3 separate regions of the Homo sapiens genome follow, and regions 2 and 3 are each linked to region 1. Evidence: chromatin contacts called from ENCODE Hi-C or POLR2A ChIA-PET data. All regions are on one chromosome and are shown on one strand. Each heading gives the region's core, a stretch centred on a gene start or an enhancer-like site at or near the end of the contact. The rest is flanking DNA. Distances are from core to core; before and after follow the strand shown. Region 1 holds the start of ZYX (zyxin). Region 2 holds the start of CREB3L2 (cAMP responsive element binding protein 3 like 2). Region 3 holds the start of STRA8 (stimulated by retinoic acid 8).

Region 1 (2,700 bases), core at 25-2,524:
TCAATACTGCTCACCTTCTCCCTGGGCTAGAGGGTCAGAGGTCAGAGCACCTATTCCATGCCTCTATCCCCCCACCCCCAAGGCAGAGGTGCAGGGGAGGTAAGAAGAAAGGGCCCTCTTCTCCTCTCCTTGGGGGTGTCCAGTGCAGCCGCCCCTCCCAGGCCTCCGTACCTGTGGTGGGGGCGGTATGGGGGCCTCAGGCCCTCCCTCCTCCTCCGGAGGAGGCGGCGGGGAAGGGAAGATCTCCTCCTCCAGAGGCGCAGGGGGAAATGATTCCTCGATCGGGGGAGGGGGCGGCGGGAAGGCACCTCCCAGAGCACCCTCTGCATCGTCGCCATCCCCAGCAAGGGGAGGTGGAGGCAGGGGAAAGTCTGGGGTAGGAAGGAGAAAGACGTCGGCCGGGGTCCCTCTACCCCTCACCCAAGCTCCCCTCAGTTAACCGCTCTAACCCCTAACCCAAGAACTCTCTCAGGGGTCCCAGAGCGTGTGGGGAAGCAAAGGAGGGGCGCAGGGCGCCCTGGGAGTACCAGGTCAGGAAAGGCCGGGCGCACTGCCGAGGAGTGGTGCAGCTCCCGTTACACTTCGGAAAACGGACCCGGAGGGGAAGATTCGTGCCCCACATTCCCGACTCCCACTCCCAGGCGGGGGACTTGGAACGGTCCCAGGAGCCCTGGCTCCCAGCCACGAGCTCCACGATGAGGTAAGAACATCTGCTCGGGACAGGGTGGCTGCGCCCAGCCCCCTCGGCAACAACCTTTCCAGACATCCCCAAATTCCCGAAACGACTGCCCCCCACCCCGGCTCCTGCCGGGGTACATTCCCCAAGCCCCGCCGCATACCTTCCGGGGGCGGCGGGGGAATCTCGCCCACCCGGCCCATCTGTGCGCGCTGGGCCCCGGGTGCCGGGGGAGGCTCGCTGTCCCCGGGCCGGAAGGGATTCACTTTGGGCTTTGGGGCCACCACAGGGCCGAACTTCTTCTGCGGGGCGTAAAAAGCCGGAGCCGAGACCGAAACGGAGATCGCGGGAGACGGGCGGGGGGCCGCCATGGCCGGGCCGGGCTGCTGGGGTGGGTCGCCGGGTTACGCAGCGCGGAGCCGGGCTCAGGAGCCCCAGGCGGTCCCAGCTCCCCTTGGTGACCCCCACTCGCCCCCTCCCGGCGCCCCGCGCCCCCTCCCCGTGGGGCCGCCCTGCCGCTCCCCGCGCCTCACCGCAGGCCGGAGCGTGCGCGCCGCGTCTCGGGTGGCCGCCTCGGCGCCGGGTCCGCAGACTCTGCGTCCCGGTCCGGAGCAGCCTCCAGCCGGGCGGGGAGGGACACACGGAAGGAGGAGGGAGGGAGAAGAGAGGGGGCGGGGAGAGAGCGGCGCCCAGACCATACAAGGAGCGGCCCGGAGAGGGGGCGGGGAGAGCGGGGAAGGGCGGACCAGGCAGGAAACTCCCCCAGGAAGGGGCCCTGATCCTGCCTCAGGCCGGAGGCTCCGCCGAGGTCCGCTCGCCCCCACCCCACTCACTGCCGCCCCCGCCGCCCCAGCCCGGCTCAGACCCCCACTCCCTGAGCACAGGCCTCTGATGTCATTTCCTGACCTGCCTCCCCCTCCCCGCCCGACCCGCGGGTGCCCGAGATCTGACTCACCGTCCCCCTCCGGGCTTAGCCGGCGGAGGTGGGGCGGGTGCCGCCGAGGTAGCCACGCAGCCCCTGTGCGCCTCCGGCCCGGCCCAGCGACCTCCTCTCGGGCCTGCCGTTACCCGGTCCCCTCCTGCCACCACCCGCTACCCGGCCACCCCGAGTCCGCCTGGGGTGGCCGAACGTATGGAGCTGGGCTCCAGGGTGCACGGGGATGGGGGGTGAGGAGCGGGGCGTTCTCCCTCCCAGCACCCCCCAGCTGACTCTGTGCCCGGAGGGGGTGTGTGAGCCGGAACCTCCAGCATTCTTGGGGATACGAACTTCCAACGCTGGGCAGCCTCTTAAGGCTTCTAGGAATTCGCATCCCCAGCGCCCCAGCCAGCAGATCGGTTGCGAGAGGGACCGTTCGGGTCCGCGGGGCCGGGAATGGAGGTGGGAGGGCGGGGCCGAGGCGGCGGCCGCCTGCGGACTGGAGACCCGGGAGGACGGACGCGGACGCGGGCTGCTCGTCTTTTACGGCCCTTCAACGCCCACCACGACCCACTCCTCTTGGAGACCCCGGGCGACGGTGGGGCTCTTGGGCATTCTGAGACTGCGCTTGGTGGAGACCCCGGGCGACGGTGGAGCTCTTGGGCATTCTGAGACTGCGCTTGGTGGAGCCCCCTACTGGCCAGACTGGATTTCTCAGCCTGCGACTCAGCCCCAGGCTACACGAAAGAAGCCAGACCTGGGTAATTCTTCTAGTTCTTTTTTTTTTTTTTTTTAATTGCACTGGGAAACTTCCCCAATCTCGGCCCCAGTTCTTTCTCCAAACTAAGGAGTCATGGCCTTTCGCCCGCTAGTCCAGTATGCACCCGTAGGCGCTTCATTTTCTCTCCTCTTGTCAGCTTTTACTGCCTCCTGAGGCCTTCGTCTTGTTCACACTGAGTGTCCAGTCCCTCCAAATCCGGCTACACTCTACTGGCAAGGAGCACCTGGGCCATGTTTTAGAGATCATCCGAGGACTAACCCCAAAAGTTTATGAAGAGAAAGCAGAGGCCGAGCTGAAGAGATGGACCCGGGTCACACCCAGGTAAAG
Region 2 (2,700 bases), core at 194-2,693, 5.4 Mb after region 1:
ACAGGAGGCTGAGGCAGGAGAACTGTTTGAGCCCAGGAGGTGGAGGCTGCAGTGAACTGAGATCGTGCCACTGCACTCTAGCCTGGGTAACTGAGTGAGACTGTCTCAAAAAAAAAAAAAAAAAAAAAAAAATCTCAAAAGACCCCAGAAGATAGGACCAGACAAATGCAATAGTTTATATGATAAACTGCTGCTTTAAAGACAACATAGAGTTCAAAGACATTTGTCTCCACCCGCCAAAAAATACTTGCCAAGGAAACAACACAATAGCTAATACCTGAATGTGCCATTGTAAGAAACTTCTAGAGCTAACTGGCAAAGACCTGCTTTTATATTTAAGATAGGTAAACTATATTTTTGGAATTAAAAAGGAGGAAGAAGAATCACAGTGTTCGGGGGAATTCCTTTAGAACAGGCCATCTCTTCCCTATTCTAGGAGGCAGGCCTGGTGCTCTGGCCCTGGCTCACCTTTCTGGCCTTTCCCACCCCTCCCTGCCAAGCACCTCTGCTGCAGCCACACTGGCCTCCCCAGCAATCACGTGAATACCAGCTTCCCCCGAAATCTCATTTCCTTTAGGAAGAACTTCCCTGATCAGCACGTAAAATAGCATCGATCTTGACGCATCCTGTTTTCCTGCTTTTATTTTTCTTTATAGCAATTTCCACTTTCTGAATTTAAATGTTTATTTCTTTGTTTATTGCCTGACTCCTCTGAGATAAAAGCTCTATGAATTCAAGGACTGGGCTCACTTCTGTAGGACCTGGAAAAGCATGCCATTGACTCTTATCAAGCAGATGAAAGAAAAACATACAATAAGTGAAGTCCATAAAAAATAGAAGAACCCAACAGAAAATGGGCGAAAAAGGTGAAGAACAATGACAATTTCCTAGAGCTGCACTAATATAAATGTATGTGCATGAGGAATATTTGTATTTTTGTATAATATGTAATCCATTAAAAAAATTCCGAGAGATTCAAATGAACTAAAGTACTCGAAAATGTTTAAGCCCCCCGCGCAACAACTCTCGCGCCCCCTGTCGGCGCGCTGGTAAATTTCTGAGGATTCTCAGCAAGAGGACTGAACTCACCCTCCCTCTTTTACAAAATGTATTCTTGTCGCTATTTCATTGGCTGTACCTTTCAGACGCCCCTTTCACATTAGTCAAGCCTCCAGTCCATCACTTCCGGACCCAAGCCCTCTATTGGTCAGCTGTAGGCGACAGCAGACAGCGGGCCGCGCTCAAGCAGGAGGAGTTCCTCGGTGACGTCACAGACACTCCCCGGCTACATTCCAAGGCGTGGGCGGAGACTTCCCGCGGCCTCTGCCTTTGGGGGCGGGACAAAGCCGAGAATGAGACTTCTGATTGGGTCTGCTAGGCAAGGCGGATATCCAATTGGTCAAGCCTTGGAGGGAGGTGGGGCCGCAGCTGGGTCCTGGAGCAGAGCCGAGGAGCCCTGGGGTCCCTCAAAGTTTGTGTCTGGAGCCGTAGCGGCAAGTGGGCTTGCGGCTAAGGGATTTTCCTGGGATGAGAGCGGGTCTTCTGCCTTCATTTTGGATGCACATCCCGCTTTAGCCCCGGCAGCCTTTGGTCCGGCTCGTGTCCCTGGGGATTCTCGGATCTCCGAGGACACCGGACGGGAGCGCTTGGCCATCCTCTCTCCGGCAGAGGAGCAGACGTTTGCTTTCCAAGTGCAAAACTACAGACACGCGCGCGCACACACGCAAGCACACGCGGAGAGAGAGGAACCTTGCCGGTCCGAGGCAGCTCTGCGCGTCCCCTCCTGCGCTTAGCATCCTCGGCCCAGCGCGGCCCGCACCGCCATGGAGGTGCTGGAGAGCGGGGAGCAGGGCGTGCTGCAGTGGGACCGCAAGCTGAGCGAGCTGTCAGAGCCCGGGGACGGCGAGGCCCTCATGTACCACACGGTGAGGACCCGGCGGGCGGGGCAGGAGGGCTTTCAAAGCGGGCAAGTGTTGTCACGCGAGGAGCAGCTGGAGTCCTGGGACCCGGGAAGGCAGGGTTTGGGGCAGGGCATGGTCAGAATCAAGAGGTCCTGGGCGAGGTGTACTTTAATGTCTGAGCAGATGAAGGCGGGCAGCTGGCCCCTTTACATTTCTCATGAGAGTAATGCCACTTTGTATTCCTTTAACAATTCATGCTTTTTTCCCTGAGGCTTTTTCCATCTGTAATATCATTTGCTGTTGTTAACAGTACTGTAATGCGGGAGAGGGAGTGTGTGTTTTGAGAATAACATGCCTCCGCCTAGTTTGCTATTGATTTTTTTTTGAGGTTTTCAAAAACTGGACAAGATTAAGTAGCATTTCCTTTTCATCTGTCTCGTATTCTCTCTCCCTCTCTCCCTCCCTTCCTCTTCTTTCATATTTATATTTTAAAAAGTACACGTGTGTGTGTGTGTGTGTGTGTGTGTGTGTGTGTGTGTGTGTGTTGAAAGGGCTCCTCTACGTTAGGGAGAAAGGCGGCTTTATTTGCTTTCTTAAACTGTACGACCAAGAAGTCTCCTTCCTCCCTCTTCGGAGGAAAAACCAGCAGAGGAGTATGGAAAATCTGAGACAGTTGCATATTTAAGAAAGGCTCTGGGGAAGGTGGGACAGCTCACCAGTTGCTTGTTCAGTCTTATACTAATGCCTCAGAGATCTCTTGGGGGATTAAGCTGTCCCAGAGCACGCACATTTCTTTTAA
Region 3 (2,700 bases), core at 83-2,582, 8.1 Mb after region 1:
CCAGGCACAGTGGCTCTTGCCTGTAATCCTAGCACTTTGGGAGGCTGAGGCAGGAGGATCACTTGAGCTCAGGAGTTTGAGACCAGACTGGGCAACGTGGCCAAACCCCATTTCTACAAAAAATACAAAAATTATCTGGGCGTCATGTGCCTGTAGTCCCAGCCACCCAGGAGGCTGAGTTGGGAGGATCACTTGAGCCTAGGAAGCAGAGGTTGCAGTGAGCTGAGATCATGCTACTGCACTCCAGTCTGGGTGACAGAGTGAGATTCTGTCTAAAAGCAAACAAGTGAACAAAGAAAACCAAAACTTATTGCTGTGTTCGACCTTGTTCATGAGATCAGCTTGCCAAACATAACCTTTCAGTCTAACAAAGTTAGGAGGCAGCTTCGTTGATACCTTCTTCTAAAAGGGCATTTTGTGAGGATTAACACTGTCACATGACATATTTTTATTAATTGTCCTCTATAAAGCAGAGCATACTTTCATTACCACATATTTTCCTATTAAAACACTTTTTAATATCCACTCAGAGCTGACGTTTAAAAAACTCCCTAGACTAAACTTTAAAAAAAATGCCCTCACCTTCTCCAAATTTCAGAGAAATGTTCATTTTTAAGCATCAGTCCACAAAATATTTGAGTGTGATCCATTCTCATTAGCAAGCCCCAGACAGTATAATACACTGCATAATGTACTACAACCCACAGACAGCTTCCTTTGATTTTCTATCTATATCAAATTATGTAAAAATAATCCAGAATTGGCTGGGTGCCGTGGCTCCTGCCTGTAATCCCACACTTTGGGAAGCCGAGGTGGACGGATCACCTGAGGTCAGGAGTTCGAGACCAGCCCAGCCAACACGGTGAAACCCCTGTCTCTACTAGAAATACAAACAATTAGCCGGGCGTGGTGGCCCACACCTGTAGTTCCAGCTACTCGGGAAGCTGAGGCAGGAGAATCGCTTGAACCCGGGAGGCGGAGGTTGCAGTGAGCTGAGATCTCGCCATTGCACTCCAGCCTGGGTGACAAGAGCGAAACTCCGTCTCAAAATGATAATAATAATAATCATCATCATCATCATCATCATCATCCAGAATCACTCTCAAAAATGTAGGTAGCCACAGTGACGGATACAAAAGGCTCCTGTGAACCCCGCGCTAAAAGTTCACCTGTTAGGCTCCGCTGCACTGAATTCTTTCAAGTCTACACAAACACTCATATGCCCAAGGGCACCTTTCTGGAGAGGAGCGTTCAAAGGATACTTACTCGCCAACGGTGCACGCGACGTCCCCACTCCCGGGACAGCAGTCACCCGGCTTCGTGCGCCGGAGTGGGGATCGCGGTTCCTGTCTGGGTCAGAAAACAGACCTGGCACCTCGTTACAGGGGTGGGGACCAATCGCGGCCCTGTCCCTGGCCGCCACAGCCAATGGGGATGCGTGGTGACGGGCCAATGGGCGTGTGGGCAGTGGAAGAAACAGTGTTACAAGTTGTCCGAAGGCGACAGAAAAGGGAGGAGAGAGAAGAGGGAGGGGCGGGGCTGACTCACCTCGCAGGGTCGCGAGGGGTCAGGGAGGGGACCCTCGCGTCAGTAATCAGCTCGGGGGCTCCACACAGCCTTCATGTGTCCTCAGAGGACTAAGTAGATGCCCTCCAGCTGGTTCCACTCACCTGGCACTGGGCCCCAGTTTTCTCATCTCTCAAATGGGGCAATGCCACCAGCTTACAGGGTTGTCCTGAGGGTTACGGAAAACCCCTTAGATAAAGGAATCAAAATACCAGGCTCGCTGCCTCAAGCGAAAACATGAGAAAACGGCATGAAGGAAATAAACGCATAAAAGGGAGAAAGGGAAATAGCATTTTAAATAAGGCAGGAAGAAATAGAGGATGGGGGGAGAAAATGGGGTGGAGAGAAGGGACCTTTAATAGCTCAGATTAAAATATCAAGAATAAGAGAGAAAAGGGGTTCACTCTGGGTAGTAGGAAGTAGGTATTCTTTCAGTTTGGAAAAAAAATTCATTTTTCCTTCCCAAATATAGATGTACTCTCGTTTAGGCTTCTTTTTGCTTGTATGCTTATATCCTGCAATATTTCGTGATGCTCATGATCCCACTATATCTGGTTGACACTGGTGGGGGTACTAGCGAGGCCCTACACATTTGGTAGCAGATGCAGGACAAAGCCCCTTGAAGTGCCCGGCTCAGGGCCAGTGCACGGTGCAAGAAGCATGGCTCCGCCCAGGCGCCCCCTTGCTGCCATCTGATGGGTGAGCTCCTTCACTCCTGAGGCAGGGGTGAAACAGGGGTCACAGGCTTAGCAGGCGTAGCAGGGGATTCTGGATTAGAATCCACCTCGCAGGGACTGAGAGGACTATCAACGAGCCGCTACGGAAAGCACGCAGTAGGGTACCTGGGAGGCTTAGACACTCATGAAGTTTGACGTCAGTGAGATGATGTCCCACATATAAAGAAACCGTCACATAAAAACAGAAAAACCTTCCAGTAAGGGTCAATTCTCATTCTCCCCTTCTAGCATTTTTTTTTTCCTGAGACAGGTTCTCGTTCTGTCGCCCAGGTTGGAGTGCACTGCAGCCTCGAATTCCCGGGCTCAAGCGATTCTCCTGCCTCAGCCTCCTGAGTAGCCGGGACTACAGCCCCGCACCACCACACCATGCTAATTTTTAATTTTTTTGTAGAGACAG

Evidence for each region. Hi-C counts contacts between places; a loop is a spot of excess contacts on that map. ChIA-PET counts read pairs that join two places held with the same protein, here RNA polymerase II (POLR2A). Pooled maps may share reads with other maps.
Region 2: a map of B cell shows a loop between it and region 1 (27-fold over the local background). The contact joins the promoter of CREB3L2 here to the promoter of ZYX in region 1. A Hi-C loop is called at or near these places in 1 of 168 maps with a recorded cell type or tissue (B cell) and 8 of 50 pooled maps. POLR2A ChIA-PET finds 5 or more read pairs at or near these places in 1 of 52 experiments (endothelial cell of umbilical vein).
Region 3: a map of psoas muscle shows a loop between it and region 1 (30-fold over the local background). The contact joins the promoter of STRA8 here to the promoter of ZYX in region 1. A Hi-C loop is called at or near these places in 1 of 168 maps with a recorded cell type or tissue (psoas muscle). POLR2A ChIA-PET finds 5 or more read pairs at or near these places in 1 of 52 experiments (PC-9).

What each region holds. Positions count from the first base shown.
Region 1 is chr7:143,379,919-143,382,618 of GRCh38, reverse strand. ZYX (zyxin) reads right to left here and starts at 1,274. Exons shown (of 10, transcript NM_003461.5): 1 at 1,210-1,274; 2 at 840-1,062; 3 at 172-371; 4 at 1-26. The coding sequence starts at 1,047. It overlaps FAM131B-AS2 (FAM131B antisense RNA 2), which reads left to right and starts at 1,594. Exons shown (of 2, transcript NR_161353.1): 1 at 1,594-2,353; 2 at 2,510-2,700. It also overlaps a transcript of FAM131B not described here. RefSeq lists silencers at 755-804, 835-1,864 and enhancers at 2,365-2,454, 1,578-2,478, 2,635-2,700.
Region 2 is chr7:138,000,829-138,003,528 of GRCh38, reverse strand. It overlaps CREB3L2 (cAMP responsive element binding protein 3 like 2), which reads left to right and starts at 1,443. Exons shown (of 12, transcript NM_194071.4): 1 at 1,443-1,925. The coding sequence starts at 1,824. It overlaps LOC124901752 (a long non-coding RNA gene), which reads right to left and starts at 1,222. Exons shown (of 3, transcript XR_007060551.1): 1 at 1,139-1,222. RefSeq lists enhancers at 1,144-1,193, 1,424-1,493, 1,584-1,673, 1,222-1,819, 1,764-1,903 and 1 more.
Region 3 is chr7:135,232,470-135,235,169 of GRCh38, reverse strand. It overlaps STRA8 (stimulated by retinoic acid 8), which reads right to left and starts at 1,332. Exons shown (of 9, transcript NM_001394401.1): 1 at 1,267-1,332.